Linked DNA regions of Homo sapiens: region 2 is linked to region 1. A link is an interaction called in ENCODE POLR2A ChIA-PET data of the cell type or tissue named here. Cell type or tissue: endothelial cell of umbilical vein. All regions are shown on one strand. Each heading gives the region's core, and the rest is flanking DNA. Links, peaks and the distances in the headings are about the cores only.

Evidence for each region. ChIA-PET counts read pairs that join two places held together with the same protein. Peaks named below come from ENCODE experiments on the same cell type or tissue, not always from the same donor. Only the 100,000 strongest peaks of a DNase experiment are listed, where the experiment ranks them.
Region 2: POLR2A ChIA-PET joins it to region 1 with 5 read pairs; 7 of 35 experiments call an interaction of 5 or more read pairs at or near these places.

The regions. Positions count from the first base shown.
Region 1 is chr11:111,813,854-111,824,244 of GRCh38, forward strand. All of the region lies in intron 13 of ALG9 (ALG9 alpha-1,2-mannosyltransferase), which reads right to left. Among named protein-coding and RNA genes, the nearest start is that of ALG9, 53 kb to the right of the region's middle. RefSeq lists an enhancer at 814-2,013. In endothelial cell of umbilical vein, for the core only: no CTCF peak of the experiment used is centred there; DNase peaks (open chromatin) are centred at 5,508 and 6,018; H3K27ac peaks cover 1,767 bases.
Region 2 is chr11:111,745,305-111,755,695 of GRCh38, forward strand. PPP2R1B (protein phosphatase 2 scaffold subunit Abeta) reads right to left here. Exons shown (of 15, transcript NM_002716.5): 6 at 9,991-10,146; 7 at 9,676-9,790; 8 at 9,195-9,265; 9 at 8,139-8,273; 10 at 6,855-7,028; 11 at 2,650-2,710. Among named protein-coding and RNA genes, the nearest start is that of PPP2R1B, 16 kb to the right of the region's middle. In endothelial cell of umbilical vein, for the core only: no CTCF peak of the experiment used is centred there; no DNase peak of the experiment used is centred there.

The DNA.
Region 1 (10,391 bases), core at 1,516-9,515:
CAGGAAATTAAGTTGGTAAGAGTTCTTTAGAAAACTATTTGGCAAAATCTACTAAAATTGAACATATGTATTTCCTATGATCTAACAATTCTACCCCTAATTATTAGATTGAACCACATGAAATTATTATTTGATGTTTGAGCCACAAAAATGGTAATTCATATGGTTCAACCTAATGTATATCCAACAGAAATGCCTGCACCAAAAGAAAAGTTCAAGAATGTTCAAAGTGGTGTTATCTGTAGTAACCCAGATTGGAAACAAAAACACCCGTCAACAGTAAAATAATCAATAAATTGTGGTAAAGTCATACAATGAAATATTAATAAGAGAGAACAAACCACAGGCAATAACATGTGTGATTATTATAAACAAAATGTTGAGTGAAAAGATCAAGACACAAAAGGATAAATGCAGTGTGATTCAGGCAAAATGAACCTAAGTCATTTAGGGACACATGTAAAAGTCATAAATCTAAAGAGAAAAGCAAGAAAATCATTACCACAGGAGTCAGGAGACTCCCTCAGAACAGGGGTGTGGGTAGGTGATCAAAAGGAATTCTGGGGGAGCTCCTGGGTGCTGGCAATGTTCTATTATTTGACCTGGGTTACACAGACACTTGCTCTATTATTATTACTACTAATTTACTGTACAAATACTTTACACACATTTAGGCTTATAGATTATACATTACTAGAAGGTTTTTTAGAAGTGCATACAAAAACAAGTTGGTCATCTCTGGCTTACCGTGAACTCTGTTCTTCCCCAACCTCCACCTTACAGAAATGTTCTCATTCTCTCCCAGCATTATTTATATGTAAAAAAGACTTCAGTCTCACATCTGTCTCTACATATGGCCTATTCCTCCAGGGGAGAGAAAGCACACTGAGAATTGACGTCAGACCCAATTCCATTCCACATAACTCTCTAAAAATGATCCTTTGCATAAACACTTCAGGAAGTAGCCTTTTTGGTCTGAACACCCACTCTGTATCTCCCAAGGATTATAAGAACATGAAACAAGTTTTTAAAAGCTTTACAAGTGCCATGCCTCTGTAAGCAAACAGAACCAACAAGAGACAGAGACACTGAGGGTCTTATGCTTAGATTTCTTTTGGTTAGGGAGCCCTCAGTATGACATTTTAATACTTGACCTCAACGTGGCTTTTTCTGGCCAGGCACACTACAGGTCTGGTTATCTAGATTTGGTGTCGGGTACAAGGCCTACCAGGGATGTGGGTGGTAACTAATTAATATGCAACTGTATCAGTCAGATTAGGCTTCATTTATCATATCATCCCTAAGCAAATTCCATTTAAAGTAAAGGTCTTAGAAAGATATCAAGGCCCAATCTGAGCAACATAGTGACAGCTCGTCTCTACAAAAAAATTTTTTTTAAAAATTGGCTCAGTGTGGTGGCTCGCACTTGTAGTCCTAGCTACTTGGGAGTCTGAGGCGGGAGGATCGCTTGAGCCCAAGAGTTCGAGGCTACAGTGAGCTGATTGTGCCGCTGCACTCCAGCCCAGGAAACAGAGCAAGACCCTGTCTCTAAAACTAAAAAAAAGAAAGACACCGAAGCAAAATCATATTAATCAAGAGGATAATCCATTAGAAAAACTTTTAACCTCTTTTTCACCATCTCTGGGAAGCAGCTGATGAACAACTCAAACACACAAGGACAAAGGCCTCCAGCAGAAAATGATTAGGTATGATCAAGGGCAGGTTCTTCATTCAAGAACAACTAAGGTTATTAGAAAAGGAGTTCAAAGTCAGCCGGCCTAGATTCAGGCCTGGGTTCTACCACAGACTGGCTGAGTGACTCACAATCTTTTTTCTTATACCTCATTTTCTTCTTCTGATAATAAAGATAACATCACTTACCTCAAAGAGTTATAATGAGGATTAAATGAGATGATTCATTTAAATAAAACTGGTAAACTGTAAAGGACTATAAAAATAGCTGGAATATCAGAAGGAATCCTTGACCAGCTCTATGAAATGTGAGTATTTAGCTGGTAGAAACAATCCCTGGAATATTAGAGCCCATTAAAATAAATTATCCTTGTTTCAACCTAGGTTAGTGTCTATTATCAATTCAAGTTAAACCCAACATACAGGACAGAAGGATTACAATGTTAACCATTCACAGTCCCCAGTAAGCAATGAACTAGCAGTATCCACCAAATGATATCAAAATAAATCTTCTTGGTTTTAGGTTACATCTTCTTGCCTCTTCACAATTTAGTAGTTTTGATTAGTTGTTGGGCACTATGATTTTACACTTTTGAGTATTGAATTTGTTGAATGTATTTGAAGGGTGATACAATTTGTCCTGACAGGCAATAAAATTGCAGATCAAAAAGCAAAAAAGGAATCTTCTAGGCATCCTCAAAGCATTTATTAAGTATCTATTTGGTGAATCCTAGAGTATATAAAATTACATATAAGTCATAACATGTCCTTGTTCTTTTCTTTTGCTCACTGCAGCCTCAACCTCCTGGGTTCAAGTGATCTTCCCAAGTAGTTGGCACTACGGGCATGCGCCACCAGGCCTAGTTAATTTATTTTTATTTTTTGTAGAGACGGGGGTCTTGCTATGCTGCCTAGGCTGGTCTTGAACTTACGGCCTCAAGCAATCTTCCTACCTCAGCTTCCCAAAGTGCTAGGATAACAGGCATGAGCCACCATGTCCAGCTGGCCATTCTTTCTTTCTTTCTTTTGGAGACAGGGTCTCAATCTGTTGCCCAAGCTGGAGTGCAATGATGTGATCATAACTCACTGCAGCCTCAACCTCTCAAGCTCAAGTGATCTTCCCAGCTCAGCTTCCCAAGTAGCTGGGACCACAGGCATGTGCCACCATGCCTGGCTAATTTTTAAATTTTTTAAAATAGAGACAAGGTTTCACTAACTTTTCGAGGTCAGTCTTGAATTCCTGGTCTCCAGTGATTCCTCCCGCCTTGGCCTCCAAAAGTTCTGGGTTACAGGCATGAGCAACCACACCCAGCCCCAAGTCATTCTTAAACTTATAATTTAGGTAAGGAAATGACATTAGCATATATGAAATGCAGAAAGTGTTATTAAAAATTCAGAGTTCAGAGAGGATGAGATCACTGGAGGCTACAGTAGTTGAAAAGACTTCCTAAAGTTGGTAATAAAAGTTAAAGAGAAAACAGAGGGAAAAAGACATAAAGGAGCATGGTTGACAGGGGGAAGAGGAAGAATATCTACCTGTCCCAAAAGGTGTTTGTTGAGAAACAAAACGAGAGTGAGACAGTCTGAGGACTGATAATGGAGGATCCAAAGGAAGAGAATCTGGATTTTATGCATCAGGAATCTATTCTAGGTTTTTCAGCCAAGGAGTAAGATGATAAAAAACAGGGTCTTAGAAAGAGAGGCCTATACTAGCTATGCTGCGGAGGATGAGGCAAGAAAGTGTTGGAGGAAAAAGCTGAAGTAAGCACTCTAGTTACTACTGTAATATTCAGTTGTGAAGTGATAATGCCTTCTGATATTTCTTTCTTTCTAGACAGGGACTCACTCAGTCACCCGGGCTGGAGTGTAGTAGTGCAAATCACAACTCACTGCAGTCTGTGAGCCAAGATCACGCCACTGCACTCCAGGCTGGGAGACAGAGCGAGACTCTGACTCAAAAAAAAATAAAAAACAAAACTCACTGCAGTCTCGACCTCCCCAGGCTCAAGTGATCCTACTACCTCAGCCTCCTAAGTAGCTGGGACAACAGGTGCACACCACCACGCCTGGCTAATTTTTTTTGTATTTTGTAGAGTCAGGGTTTCACCATGTTGCCCAGGCTGGTCTCGAACTCCTGGGCTTAAGTGATCCACCTGCCTCTACATCACCTTCTGATATTTCTATGGCAGTGGGAATGAAGAAAGAAGAAAGGACAAATCTCACTTGTATTTCTTTTTTTTTTTTTTTTTTGAGACAGATTTTGCTCTGTCGCCCAGGCTGGAGTGCAGTGGTGCGGTCTCGGCTCACTGCAACCTCCACCTCGCAGGTTCAAGCGATTCTCCCCTGCCTCAGCCTCCTGAGTAGCTGGGATTACAGGGGCCCGCCACCACGGCTGGCTAATTTTTATATTTTTAATAGAGACGGGATTTCACCATGTTGATCAGGCTGGTCTCAAACTCCTGACCTCAGGTGATCCGCCCACTTCGGCCTCCCAAAGTGCTGGGATTTCAGGCGTGAGCCACCACACCTGGCCCTCACTTCTATTTCAAATGAAACCAGTGACACCAAGATTTCTAATTCAGTGAACTAAGGCTGCAGTAAAGAATAGGTTTGGGTGACATTGAGGAAAGATGATAACTTGTGTCTTACACCTAATGAGGTGGGAAGAAGCATGGGGTACTCAAGTACAGTCATGCGTCACTTAACGAGGGAGACAGGTTTTGAGAAATGTGTCTTAGATGATTTCATCATTATGTGAACATCATAGAGTGTATTTACACAGAGCTAGACAGTATAGCCTATGACACACCTAGGCTGTATGGTGTAGCCATAATAATCTTGTGGGACCACCATCAAACATGCAGTCTGCCCTAGATCAAAGTGTCACTGAGCAGCACACAACTGTAACTGAAAGAAGACCAATATGACTAAAATACTGAGTTAGAGAACTGTTTTCTGTTCCTACTCGTGGAACATTCCCTGTTGTCCCCTCATAAATTCCTACTCATCCTTCAGATTTCAGCTAAAAATGATTTCCTTAAGAAAGACTTCACTGACCTCTTAAACTAGGACAGGGCCTAAATTACATGCTCTTATAGCAACCAGTACTTCTCAAAACATTTTACAATTATATTCTATTAATTAATTGGGAAATTCATTGTAAGCTCCATAAAATCTGGGGCTGTGTCTATCTCATTCATTCTTCTATGCCAAAAACCTAGCACAGTACAAAACATACAGTAGGTCCTAAGTAAATGTCTACTTAACAAATACATGAAGAATGCATGAAAAAAAGGGAGAGGAAGTGAAGGAGGGAAGAAAAGGTAAAAGAGCAGAAGAGAGACAAAAAACAAACAGAGAGGGCCAAAGACCACAGATAAAGCTGAGAAGATGCCCGTAGCACTGGGCAGAAGAAAGAAGTGGAAGCAGCCAAGGATGAAGGGAACCAGAAGACAGGACATAGAAGAATCAAAGAAGTACACAGTTTTGAAAATCTGGGTGAAGAGTAGATTTCAAATGCTACAGAAACACTATGGGGATCTGAAGACTGAGAAAAGGCAACAGGAGGAATGGGTTCAATGGTTGTATCAAATAATTTTATCACAGTTTAGAATGCCATGTGGGGACAAGGAAAGAACTAATAGTCCAACCTCCTATTCTCAGTGACCTTCTCTGCTGTCTATCCAGCTGCCTGAGCCAAAGCCCCACAAGTCCTAAGACAGGAAGGATGTGAAGTTGCATTCAATCATCTATCAGCTGGAAATGACAATGACGCAAGTAGCTGTAAAAATAGAGATCTCTGGCAAGGGCCAACATGAGGTTCAGGGAACATCACAGAGAAACCATCTCCACACAGAAGACAGATCTTATTTCTCATATGTCACTGAAAATCCTCTGGTAAACAACTGTCATCATGAATCCTCTAAGAGTCCAAGGGGATAATGTGAAAGATCAATCTAAATCAACTGCCCTGTAAACTCCTAGGCAAGTGGGAGGATTAAAGCTGAAAAAACTGTTTAGACAGTTTGCCCACAGCTAAGTAAAATTTGGTCATAACTGAGACTATCCAGCAGCCACAATGGCTGACATATGTTATTAATTTAATACTTAGCTTTTAAGCAGCATTCAGAATGTCTTCCTTCCAAACACATAATAAATTCTGATTCATCACATCTCCTCAAATCCCTCTGTGAGCAACTGCAGCAAGGCCCAAGCCTTCTTATAGCTGAACCTTGTAAGCTCTGTGAAGGCAAGAACTGAATCTGTCTTTATAAGCACAATACACCTGGTGCCTGGTACAGTACCTGGCATATCTCAGGCAGTCAAAAAGTATTTGCGGAAGGAAAGAATGGTGACCAGCCACACCAGGATGCTGGACAACTTCCAACACCACGCTGTTCAAAACTATGACCAGCTTATTTGTAAGTGCCAAGAATTTCTTCCCTTAGCTTCTAGCCCCTGGAGGACAATCTATTTCCTCCATAATACCATACAATAAAGATCACATCATATCGTAATAAATCTACTAAACAAAATCAAGGTGCTGGTGTCTGGTAAGGGCCTTCTCACTGTGCCATCAAAATATATGACTCTATTCAGATCCATGACTGCATTCCTGCTATTGGGAAAGGGATTACAGAATCCAAAGGAAATAAACAGAAGAATCACACTTAAGAGCAACTGTCTTAGTCCAATCTGTGTTGCTATAACAGAATATCTGAGACAGGATAATTTATAAAGAAAAGAAATTTACTTCCTTACAGTTCTGGAGGCTGATGAGTACAAAATCAAGGTGCCGGCGCCTGGTAAGGGCCTTCTTACTGTGCCATCTCATGGCAGAAGGCAGCACATGGCAGAAGGGCAAAGACAGGGCAAGAGACAGCAAGAAGGGGATGAACTCATTGTTTTACAAGGCACTGACTCTCGAGATAAACCACTCCGGCAATAATGGCATTAATCTATTCATGAGGGCAGATGTCCCATGACCCAAACACCTTCCATTAGGTGCCACCTCCTAACACTGACAAATTGGGGATCAAGTTCCCAATACATGAACTTTGGGGGACACAAACCATAGCATTAACTCAAATTCCCAATTGGTATTTCTTGCCTTTCTCAATTCACAGACAAGATGTTAGAGATAATCAAGTCCAGTTCTGCAACCTTCCAGAACTTTCTGCATGTAAAGAAGTTCTAAGATGTTTTTTGACTCCATTTTAGCCACAACTTTTTTACTATAAAAAATACAAATGTAGGGCCAGGTATTGTGGCTCACACCTGTAATCCTTTGGGAAGCTAAGGTAGGAGGATCACTTAAGGCCAGGGTTCAAGACCAGCCTGGGAACATAGTGAGACCCTGTCTCCAAACACGCGCGCACACACACACACACACACACACACACAAGCCAGGTATGGTGGTGTGCACCTGTAATCCTCATTACTCGGGAGGCTGAGGTGGTAGGATTGCTTGATATCAGGAATTTGAAACTGCAGTGAGCTATGATTGCACAATTGCACTCCAGCCTGGGCAAGAGTGCGAGACCTTGTCTCTAAAAATAAAATTTTTTAAAAAGTAAAAAGAAATCCTATTGCATATGCTCTACATATTTGAAAATGGATTATCAGTATTTTTTTCCTATAAGGTCCTACTTTCATGCTCTGTATTTGTACAAGATCAAGTGGGCTTTTCCCCTTCTGCTCCACGGGAGGCTTCTGTCCTCCTTGAGCTCACCTTAACACACCTGCATTACTGTTTGACAGGTGTACTGCCCCAGTCAAACATCCTACTTGGCACTGTCCCCAGAGCAGCACCAAAAGCCAGAGCCCCTTGGAGATCATCCCCAACCCCTGGGGCCTCCTGCTTATTCTACATTTCTCATGTCTCTCTACCATGCCAGACTAGAGTCAAGCTCGACAGGGTCTTCTTTTCCCAATGACTCCGCCAAGCCCATTCCCTTGGCTGTAGTTTTGCTGAATCATAGGTAGGAACAGTGGGAATCTGTTCTTACAGAAATGGTCCACTCATGTGTGTCACTAATGAGATGACGAGGCATTTGGCTAAGAGTCATAGTGACTTCCGCTGTTTCCCCAGGCTTCTTTTTTTTTTTTGAGATAGAGTCTCGCTCTGTTGCCCAGGCTGGAGTACAGTGGCACGATCTCGGCTCACTGCAAGCTCCACCTCCCGGGTTCACGCCATTCTCCTGCCTCAGCCTCCTGAGTAGCTGGGACTACAGGCGCCTGTCACCACGCCCAGCTAATTTTTGTATTTTCAGTAGAGACGAGGTTTCACCGTGTTAGCCAGGATGGTCTCAATCTCCTGACCTTGTGATCCGCCTGCCTCGGCCTCCGAAAGTGCTGGGATTACAGGTGTGAGCCACCACGCCCGGCTACCCAGGCTTCTCTGAATTTCTTCACTTTGACATTCAGAGCACTGGGCAGAAATCACACTGCATTAATACCCACTTGAGGGACTTCGAGATAGATACAGGTTATATCAACAAGCACCCATAAAACAAACATTAGAAGTGGCTAATGCTCCAAAATGACAGCAATAGAAAAACAGACTATAATAATGCTCTGTGCTGGGCCCAGTGGCTCAAACCTGTAAACCTAGCACTTTGGGAGGCCAAGGTGGGCAGATTGCTTGAGCCCATGAGTTTGAGTCCAGCAATGGGCAGCAGGGTGAAACCCCTGTCTCTACAAAAAATACAAAAATTAGCCAGGCACGGTGGCACGTGCCTGTAGTTCCAGCTACTCGAGAGGCTGAGGCAGGAGGATCGCTTAAGCCTGGGAGGTCAAGGTTGCAGTGAGCTGTGTTCGCACCACTGCACTCTAGTCTGGGTGACAAAGCACAACTCAGTCTCAAAAAAAAAAAAAAAAAAAAAGGCCAGGTGCTGTGGCTCACACCTGTAATTGTAACACTTTGGGAGGCCAAGGTGGGCAGACTGCTTGAGCCTAGGAGTTTAAGACCAACCTGGGCAAAATAGTGAGACCTCGTCTCTACAAAAAATACAAAAATTTAGCTGGGTGTGGTGGTGTGCACCTGTAGTCCCAGCTACTCAGGAGGGCGAGGTGGGAGAATCACCTGAGTCCAGGAAGTTGAGACTGTAGTGAGCCATGATCATGCCACTGCACTCCAGCCTGGGTGACAATGCAACACCGTCTCAAAAAACAAAATAAACAAACAAAAAAAACAGGCCAGACACAGTGGCTCACGCCTGCAATCCCAGCACTTTGGGAGGCTGAGGTGGGCAGATCACCTGAGGTTGGGAGTTCAAGACCAGCCTGACCAACATGGAGAAACCTCGTCTCTACTAAAAATACAACAAATTAGCTGGGCACGGTGGCACATTCCTGTAATCCCAGCTACTCAGGAGGCTGAGGCGGGAGAATCGCTTGAACCCGGGAGGCGGAGATTGCAGTGAGCCGAGATCACACCATTGCCCTCCAGCCTGGGCAACAAAACTGAAACTCTGTCTCAAAAACAAAAATAAAAAAGAAGCTCTGTATTTTCTGCCTCCGACTAAGTGCTCTTTTTATTTAAATCTAGCTAATATTTTCATTTGCATCAGGAAATGGGACCGCTGAATATTCTGCCTCTAGCTCTGTGATTTAGGGAAGTAGCTTAACCTAGGCTCAGAGATTTTACCACCTTTCCAAAAGGTTTGGAGTGCAAACCACTAAGATCCCTCTCAACTCTAGAGAAAGCAATTCCTCAACTCTAGAGAAAGCAACTGTAGAGAAAGCAATTTCCTCACAATTGCAAATATACTCCCCTTTGCTGATTCTACTCTTCTCTAAACTACTGCTGCTCATCATTACATACATTTCCATATTAAAAGCCCTGTGCTGGAGGTAACAAATATACAGGATTTGCTTTTACACTGCCAAGTCTTGAGCAATTAGAAAGTCTATGTCTTGCTTTTAGTACTGAACACAGTTACATTTGTGACTGAACGTGTCACAAATGGCAAAGGCAAAATAAGATCATTCAATTCTCTCAATTTGTTGATGTCAAGGAGCTATTTAAAGCCAATGTTAAATATGGAAAGGTTACAGAAATTTTGTGGGCTTACATGCCTGAAAAATTCTGAATTTTTACAGTGCTTCTTCATCTCTAAGAGCTTTAGCAATATAAAAAGTCTGACTTGGGAAAAGGTCACATGTCTTATCTACAGAGCCTAGATCACCACACAGATCTATCCTGAAGTTAGGTGATGGTAAATAAAGAAAGCTCCAATGGTTGTTTCCCTTCCCACTGTTCACATTCCACATCACCAATCAATTGTGGCACTCTTCCACTGAGCTTGGATTCAATGTCATCATGCTCTTTCATCCCAGGCTCCAGTAAGCCACTACCAATTGATGAGAGGTGTTATGTGAATTGCAACTATTTGTCCCCCTTGTGAAATCAGTACATAAGGGTGAACACCCAGGATGGTGGTACTGCAACTCAGTGAAGCCCAACTGGATGATATCTCTTAGTTCTCAACAACATATCTCAAAATAAACAAACTACTTTATACAAAAATGCAGATTTAGAAATCTGAGAAATCATGGGAGATCGCTTGATTTCTTCTGTTTTACAATAACAAATTCTGGGTTTCTTTCATAAATCGGACTTTTAAAATATCAGTGTATATAAAATATTTTAAGAATGCATCTATGATACAGAATGAAATTCACTAGTATTTATGACT
Region 2 (10,391 bases), core at 1,041-9,040, 69 kb before region 1:
GCCTCCCAAAGTGCTGGGATTACAGGCATGAGCCACCATGCTCAGCAAATTACTATTTTTTTTAACACGCTTTAGATTTTTATCATAATGCCATTACCATAGGAAGGGATCTCTACTGCCAGAAAAACCAGAGACTGGGGAACACACATGCATAGCCTTGACCAAGACCTTAACTGCACTGAACTCTACTTGGCCAGATGCCTACTATGTTCTTGGTTCCTCTGACTGTTTTCAGAAGAATGCAAACCATTCCAGAGTTCTGCCTGTTTTCTTTTGTCTATTTCTGTCTCTTTCTCTCTCCCCATCTCCTCTCAAGGCCTGGCTGACCTGCAAGGTTTCTTTGAATGTCTATCTATGCTCAATAACTGATACCTTCTCCTTTCTCCTATAATAAATAAATAAATTTCCCTTCTACATTCCTCCCTCTGATCAAAACTGTCTACTCAACCACAGGAATATAGGTGAGTGATACTTTCTTCCTTATACTTCTCTGGAATTTTCACAATGTTCTTTTAGTAGTTACCTAACTAGGGGAAAAGTTTCAAAAACTCTAACTGATCCAGTGATCATTATATAACACTTATCTGAAATGCAAAAGCAAAAAAGCTCCTGTGATTAAGTACAAAACAATTTCAGAGCTGTTATTTCATTGGTTCATGGAACTCTTGCAGTCCCCACTTCAGCATGCTGCTGCAGTGAAATAAACAAGGGTTTCTCCTGCTCCCAAACTGAAAGAGAAAATCCGAAAAGAGGAAGGAGTAATCAAGTTGCATAGAGAAGACAATCTTACAGAGAAAGGGTGCCAGGAATTTAATTCTTTGTGGAATATTAGAACTTTAAAAATTCCTCAAAATAAAACACCATCTTAATCTAAAATGCCAACTTTTAAAGAAAGCATAGAATGACTTGAGGCCAACCCAAATGCCCATCAATGACAGACTGGATAAAGAAAATGTGGCACATATACACCACGGAATACTATGCGGCCATAAAAAAGGAATGAGTTCATGTCCTTTGCAGGGACATGGATGAAGCTAGAAGCCATCATTCTCAGCAAATTAACGCGGGAACAGAAAACCAAACAGTACATGTTCTCACTAATAAGTGGGAGTTGAACAATCAGAACACATGAATACAGGGAAGGGAACATCACACACTGAGGCCTATCAGGGGGTGAGGGGCGAGGGGAGGGAGAGCATTAGAACAAATACCTAATGCATGTGGGGCTTAAAACCTAGACGACAGGTTGATAGATGCGGCAAACCACCATGGCACATGTATATCTATGTAACATAACAAACTTGCATGTTCTATGCATGTATCCTAGAACTTAAAGTAAAATAAAATTTAAAAAAGCACAGAATGATTTGCTAGGATGCACCATTCCCAGTAACGTCAAATATTTATCAGATATAACATAAACATTTTTTTTAAAAGTGGTATTTCTTTCCTATGATTTGCCAAATTTTAATTTTATTTAAAAAGAAATAAATAGGCCACAATAAGATAACTTTAGAGAAGAAAAAGAGAAAGAAGTCTACAATCCAGTTTGAAAACACTGGAAATACCCACATATATAAGCCCTTATACATTTTCACATATTTTTTCACATCCTTCCTCTTCACACTCTTAACCATATGATCCTCCATATGATGCAAACATGCCTTTAACAAAACCACCCACACGTATAAGCAGACACAAATATCCTCATTCCTCCCAAATTTCCAGGCATAAGCACCCATAGATGAACAAAGAGATACACTAAATACATATATCAAGTATATAAAAGATACTGTGGAACTGACTCAGGTTATCTATTATATCCACCAAAACATGGAAACAAAGCTCAAGGACAATGTCACATGACCCCATAGGGGCACTCACACTCATCGAAACAGGTCTAAGACAACACTGAAGCTGTCAAGTCTGGACCTGGGATCTGGCAGAGACGGTACATCTGTCACCCACTGCTGCCTGGCACACAAGGGGATACACACATATACCTCTACCTGAAGCCTCACCAGGAAGTCACTTGCTCATTCCTGCTGTCCTATCTGACCTGCCCTGAGCTCACCCTCTCCTAGCACTGTAGCAGCAGCAGTGAGAGTACAAGCAGTAAGCCTTCCTTTCACCCAAACCAGAAATCCAGGCCCTCTCTCTCCCTATGGCAAAGCTAGTGTTTCCCACACCTAAGAATCCTCTACTGTCTCACTGTAGATCTCCTCTTCTATGTCACCTCAAAAAGCCAAGTAGCCATTTCTCCCACCCAGGCCTTTCATCTGATTCCAATCTCCATACAACCTAGTGTATAGCTGCTGAAGACACCAATTACAGGATGGTCAAAAAGAGGATCTTCAGATAAGGGAGGAGTAAGTAGATATATAAAAGAGATGGTCTGAAGATAATGTAATAGATTGAGTAAGAAAATAATGCAAATAAATTGTTTAATGGAGAAAATAAAATCGAAGATACAAAAAATTGGTAGAAACGTCAAATTTATATTCAGAAGATTAAACTTTAATTAGAGCCTTTCTTCATTCCTACAATATTAAGGCAAAATATCTGGTCAGACTGAGATTCCTTTCTAAAAGGAAATGTATGAAAATCATGGATATATGGGCTTTCAATAATCTGTTTTTATCTACTCACCATGGTCCACGAGCCAAGCCATACATAAAGAATTCAGCTTTTCATCAAAGAATTCCACACCCTACAGATACAGAAGATTCCATTAACATACATTGCCAAAATTCAGAAATAAAGATGGTCTATTTACATTACACCAAGGTTACCTGAAGGCTAAAAAAACTTGTTTCCAAATAAACAAATAAGAGATAGAAACACCACAGGAATTACAAACAAACCATAAATCTATTTATTGGACGGAAATCATAAACAAAAAAAAAGCATACGTGAGCTGGCATAGGCCCTGCTAGGTAAAAGAGAACAGGGTGGCCAGAAGTCAGCCACAACACTGCAAAAGAGCAGGAAGAATGCACTGTGTATGGTCTGCCAAGCAAATCTGGATTACCTGTAAAAATGAATTACCCAGGAAAACACCTGTCAGTAATATTACTAATTCTCAATCGTCTTCCCTTTTTGGTTACTATTATGACAAATCCTTAAGGATAAAGCAACTGACCTCAAGACATAGAGATATCCCCAGTTAAAGAGAGTATTTTCGAGACAACAGGAGAAAGCCCTGGAGGGAGAATAAAGCAGGCCCAGGACTACAGGGCATATGGCCCAGGCATGGCTTGCTCTCCCAGCCCTGTTCCTCCCGACTGTCAACAGGTGGCCACTTCAGTGCAGGCTGGGGATGGGCTCCGGGAGCAGATTTACACAGTCCTCTAACCCCGGGGCTTCCACACCACATGGAGAATGCTGTGACACACTTTCCTAGTGCCTCCCTTCTGGGGTCTACACATTTACAGTCTTGCTTCTTTGAACTCTAAGAAGTTCCTGACTGGTGATTCTATATTTTAAAAAAAGAGAGGTAATATAATGTGTCAGTGCTTTGAAAATAGTGATTGAATAAGACAAAATAGCTTTTTTTTTTTGAGATGGAGTCTCACTCTATTGCCCAGGCTGGAGTACAGTGGCACAATCTCAGCTCACTGCAACCTCCACCTCCCGGGTTCAAGTGATTCTCCTGCCTCAGCCTCTCAAGTAGCTGGGATTACAGATATGCAGCACATGCCCAGCTAATTTTGTATTTTTAGTAGAGACAGGGTTTCACCATGTTGGCCAGGCTGGTCTCTTAACTCCTGACTCAGATGATCCGTCCGCCTCAGCCTCCCAAAGTGCTGGGATTACAGGCATGAGCCACCGCACCTGGCCCAAAATTGCTTTGTACTAAAAGATCATAATGAACAAATTTTGGCATACACTTAGATTACGTCAGCCAAGATTTCTTTTTCATTTCAGGTTGAGAATTTTCCTTCAGTTTTAATTAACTTTTATTTTCCAGTTTGTTGTTGTTGTTGTTGTTGTTGTCGAGACGGAATCTCTCTCTGTCGCCCAGGCTGGAGTACAGTGGTGCAATGTCAGCTCACTACAACCTCCGCCTCCTGGGTTCAAGCAATTCTCCTGCCTCAGCCTCCCAAGAAGCCTCCCAAGTAACAGGCACCCACCACCACACCCGGCTAAATTTTTTGTATAGTAGAGATGGGGTTTCACCATGTTGGTCAGGCTGGGCTCAAACTCCTGACCTCAGGTGATCCACCCACCTAGGCCTCCCAAAGTGCTGGGATTACAAGCGTGAGCCACTACGCCTGGCCTATTTTCCGGTTTTTGTAGTTTAACTTTACACTTACTTAACATCGTCCACAAGCCAGGTCATACATAAAGTCTTGAGAGAATTTTATAAAATGACTATCTGATATAAAAATATTTAGATATGAAGAGAAATTAAGGAGAATATATATACTAACAAGAAGTTAAAATTGTAAAGCAAAATGTTCATGACTGAGGCATGTCACCCCTGCCAGACAGGTGTAAGTCAGCCAAAGACACCATCTGCCTTGCTTTCACACTGCTCTCTATAGAGCTAGCAACCCTGGGAAACTTTCCAGGTCTAGAAGGAGCAGAGGTTAAAAGAAATGGTACTAAAATGCACCCTCCCTTCCAGATAGTTTTGGTCTTCAGCAAATCAGTTAATCACTGCTCCTCTCCACTCTGAAAAGTAGATCCATGACAATCACCAGTGAAGAGAAGATGACCCATAGCACTTGGGAGTGACAGACAAAAAGGATGACAAAATAACTTCACCTGATCCCATTTGCCATGCACTAATACCTCTGGTATACTTTTCAAAGAATCGGACACTTTCAATTTTATAAAACATATAATGCCACAGACATCCACAAATTGCATGTTCATAAACTAAATGTACTAAAATTAAAAATACAAATTCAGGGGTTCAAGACAAGAAAAAATAAATTCCATATGTTGTGACCTGAAAGGAATGGAAGTGGGAGTGAGGAAGGGGAAACAAACTGTAGCGATGTCAATAGTAAACTGACACATCTTTCTCAAAAAATACTCAACAATCAACAAATGTTGGCTATACACAGTGGCTCATGCCTATTATCAGCTACTCAGGAGGCCGAGGCAGGAGGATCATTTGAGGCCATGAGTTCAAGACCAGCCTGGGCAACAGCAAGACCCTGCCCCCAAAATAAAAAATGTTAAGTGCCTAATTAATGACGGGCACTATGGTAGGGACTGGAAATAAAATACAGTCCCTGCCCTAAAAGAGATCACCCATCTCTCCAACTAGACTGTAACAGACAATTACAATACTCTGTAATAAGTGCTACCAACAGAGATGAAGGTACATCAAACTTAGAACTGTCTAGGCCACCTACTCAAAAAAAGGAAAGGATGTGGCTATAAAACCCAGCTTTGAAATTTTAACTAACATGGTATTAGTTAGGGTAACACTGATCACGAAACTCAAACAGTAACAGATAATGTGATAATGTGGACTTTGACCAAAATACTAACATTACAAGCTTCAGTTTTTGTTTTTGTTTTGTTTTTTTTTTTTTGACACAAAGTTTTACTCTGTTGCCCAGGCTGCAGTGCAGTAGTGCAATCTTGGCTCACTGCAGCCTTCGCCTCCTGGGTTCAAGCGATTCTCCTGCCTCAGCCTCCCGAGTAGCTGGTATTACAGGTGTGCACCTCCGTGCCCAGCTAATTTTTGTATTTTTAGTAGAGATGGGGTTTCACCATGTTGGCCAGGCTGGTCTGGAACTCCTAGCCTCAAGTGATTCGCCTGCCTCTGGCTCCCAAAGTGCTGGGTTTACAGGTGTCAGCCACTGTGCCCGGCCTTTCAATACTTCTTTTCTATATGGTGATTCCTCAACTCCCTTTAATCAGAATGTAGGGCAAGTGGTACCTAGGGACATTTTGCTTAGAATACAAGGCAAACAGGGAAGTTTCCTTGAGCAAAAATCACAGCAGACTTACCCTAAAACCATAATCCCTTTTCTTCTCAGTTAAACATTTCTTAAGTCACAAAGGCATTAAATATTATAAAATTTACATTATATATACCAAGAAACTGATTATTCTATGGCTTTGTTTTTCGGTGGTGATGAGGTGAAATATGTTTCTGTAATACAGATTAAGCATCCCAAATCCAAAAATCCAAAATGTGAAATGCTCCAAAATCCAAAACTTTTTGAGCACTGATATGATGCTCAAAGGAAATGCTCATTGGAGCATTCTGGACTTTGCATTTTTGAATTTGGGCTGCTCAACCAGTAAATATTTATAATGCAAATATTCCAAAATCCACTTCTGGTCCCAAACATGCTGGTCCCAAGCGTATTTAGATGAGGGATACTCAACCTATACCTTTTTGTTAGAAATGTATGCACTAATAGGCCAGATGCAGTGGCTCACGCCTGGAATCCCAGCACTTTGGGAGGCTGAGGCGGGTGAATCACCTGAGGTCAGGAATTCAAGACCAGCCTGACCAACATGGTAAAACCCCATCTCTATTAAAAATACAAAATTAGCTGGGTGTGGTGGCATATTCCTGTAATCCCAGCTACTTGGGAGGCTGAGACAGGAGAATCGCTTAAACCCAGGAGGTGGAGGTTGCAGTGAGCCAAGATTGCATCATTGCACTCCAGCCTGGGCAACAACAGTGAAACTCCATCTTAAAAGAAAAGAAACGTATGCACTAACAAACATAAAAACCATCCTATAGGTAACAAGAACAAGGCCATACTTTCATGCATCTAAACAAACATAAGCATACAGGCTACTAGGCCTCCTACTTGCCATGGTAAATTGTCACTATCTGACACTACCCTGCAGTTCATGGAGCAACACATACTCACCAGCTGGCCTGCCAGCAGCGGCATATACTCAATGATGGCCAGGCGGACCCTCCATTTGGCATCTTCTGCCAGCTCCACTATGGCAGGAAGGAGAGACTGAGAGAGCTGACGGATTCCAATCACTTCATTTACACAATCCAAATTGGAGATGATATTCAAACGAACGTCAGGACACTGCAAGTACACAAGCCCCAAAAGACCACATTTAAAAATCAAGTACTCTGCCCAACAGTCTCCTGTCAGGGTAAGATAAAAGGTGAGGTAAGACTCAGGTGAAAAAAAAATGGATAATCTTGAAGAAATAATAGTGAATACATAAATAACTCAAGGAACATAAATGATCTTAATCAGAAATTTCAATTAAAAGTCCGTAATACTAAAGACTACAAGAAAAGTCCGTAAGATGGTAAAGAGCATAATCTCTGGAACTAAATCAGATGCACTCAAATTTCAGATCTGTCATTGTTGAAAGACCTTGCTCAAGTTACTTTAACCCTCTATGCCTCAGCTTTCTCATCTGTAAAATGGGATAATTGGCCGGGTGCGGTGGCTCACACCTGTAATCCCAGCACTTTGGGAGGCCGAGACGGGCAGATCACGAGGTCAGGAGATCGAGACCACAGTGAAACCCCGTCTCTACTAAAAATACAAAAAATTAGCTGGGTGCTGTGGCAGGCGCCTGTAGTCCCAGCTACTCAGGAGGCTGAGGCAAGAGAATGGCATCAACTCAGGAGGCGGAGCTTGCAGTGAGCAGAGATTGCGCCACTGCACTCCAGCCTGGGCGACAGAGCAAGACTCCGTCTCAAAAAACAAAACAAACAAACAAACAAACAAAAAGGGATAATAATAAGACCTACCTCACAGGATTGTTGTGAGAATTGCATGTAAAAATACATGCAAAGCACTAAGGCTCATGCTTGCCATGTAGTAATTACTCAGTAAATATTAGGTATCATTATAATTTTTGATACTATATTTAAACTTAAATAAATGAAACTTTTTAAACAAAGACACATTAGCTTTAAAGAAACCAGGGAGTATAAAGCAAAAATCAGGTAAAGATGATAAACAGATATTTCTAGGTTTACTCTAATGGGTACTTTTGCCCACTTTCTGAGGAACCTATAACCCCATACCCAAAATCACAGGTGTCATTGGTTTAAAATAAGTTATGATTTTTTTATCCATTTTCTTTTTGGGGGTTCTATTTTAATGAAACCCTAAACCAAAATCAAATAAAATCAAATTACTATCAAAGGCAACAGAACATAAAGCAAGACCCACCTCATCCTTTAACTGAGCTAAGAAAAGAGGTAGAAGATGTTCAATGGTATTTTCTTTGCCCAAAATAGTAGACAATCCCATAATTACAGAAGCTAGAGCCGATTTGACATGTTGATTGGTATCGGATACTAATTCCTAAAATAAAATCGAAATTAAAAGCCTTTATTACAAGACAACAGAAACTTCCATACCATTATTCTGGGAAACAGAGTCTTGCTCTGTTGCCCAGGCTGGAGTGCAGTGGCATGACCTTGGCTCACTGCAGCCTCACCCTCCCAGGCTCAAGCACTTCAGCCTCCAGAGTAGCTGGGTCTACAGACATGCACCACCAGGCCTGGCTAATTTTTTTCATTTTTTGCAGAGACAGGTTCTTACTACATTGCCAGGGCTGGTCTTGAACTCCTGGGTTCATGCAATCCTCTTACCTTGGCCTCTCAAAGCGCTGGGATTACAGGTGTGAGCCACCACGCCTGGCCTAATTTTTTTTTTTTTGAGACAGTGTCTCACCCTGTCACCTAGGCTGGAGTACAGTGGCATGATCATAGCTCACTGCCATCTCAACCTCCTGGGCTCAAGCAATCCTCCCACCTCAGACTCCCAAGTAGCTGGTACTACAGGTGCATGCCACCAGGCTCAACTAATTTTTGTATTTTTTGTAGCAATGGGGTCTCACTATGTTGCCCAGGCTGGTCTCAAACTCCTGGGCTCAAGAAATCCTCCCACCTCAGCGTCCCAAAGTGCTTGGATTACAGGCATGTACCACCATGCCTGACCCCAAGGAATTTAAAGACAGCACTATTTCAATACTGATTAGTTGATAATGTTTCCTCAGACTACTTGTTAGGTAACATAAACCTATGCACCAAAGAGCAGTTTACAATTACAATGGGCTAATAAGTGATGAATAACAATGTTGCACATTAACACATCTTCCCCATTCATTCCCTGTCAACCTTTAAACTCAAAGAGCTTTAAGGTAAACAAACAAACAAAAATAATGAGATTAAGGTTTACCTTCATATAAAAGAGAGTGAAACAAAATAAAGTCAGGTTTACCTTTATATAAGGCAGAATTTGATTCATAATTATGGTCTCTCTATCTTCAATGGGCAAGTTCTCACCAAGTTCTAAAAGATAAATAGAAAAAAAGAATGCTTTCACAGGGCCATTTACAAAGAGCCAAATGAGGACATTTAACCAGGTTTATCAATAATTTCAATTAAATTATATGTTTAAGCAAATAAGGAAAACAGCTCTTGTTCTAAATAAACTTTTTCGTGAACTCTCTATGCCATTGCATATCACACCAATCCAACCTGAAAGGCATTTTTTTTTTTACAAAAACAAGACAAAATGATTTCTTGGTTTTAAATATAAAGAGACTATCTTTAAGTGACAATGTAACATTTCCACACACTAAAAACATCCCTATGTATTTTAAAAACATATTCTAGAACAAAAAACATGCAAAATTGACTAACAAAAAAATGCACCAAAATGAATGACACATGTTCCAACATAAATTGAACTCCTTAACCTTTTACTTTGTGGGCAGCAGCTGCCCGGACTTCAGCTTCACAGTCTTTAAGTAGGTTCTGAAAGGCGGGGATGAGGTCATTTAGGGTGATTTTAGGACCCATGGCTTTCTGGAGCTATAAAAGAATTTGAACGGGTTTTAATGTATACTAACAAAAGAATTAACAAGAACAAAACAAAATTGTGCAATCTGTAAATACATATTTTTGCCACAGCACTTCCCATTGAAAAGAATTAATTCAGAAACTTTGGGTACAACAGCAAATCTATGTGTTTTCAGGTTTATTTCCTTAGTACTTAAAAATGATCACTTTACCTCTGAAAATCTGTCAGCCACCATATAGCGAACGCGCCAAGATTTATCTTCTGCTGCTTGTCGAAGTGTAGGCATCACCAAAGTCTCAAGGTCATCCTGAGACAATAACTGGGCAATACTGACACAAGCTTCCACAGCAAGGAGGCGCACTGAATCCTAAAGGAACAAAATTTCTGTAATTCAGACATTTACTGAGACCCATGGGGAACTGCTGTGGGGTGGTGCAGGTGTTTAAAAAAATTAACACCACCAAGACTGCCACACCTTATATAGTTTCACGTCTTGACATCTTTTTCTTTTTTTTTTTTTTTTTGAGGCAGGGTCTCACTCTGTCACCCAGATTGGAGTGCAGTGGCACAATCTCCGCTCATTCCAACATCCGCCTCCCAGGCTCAAGTGAT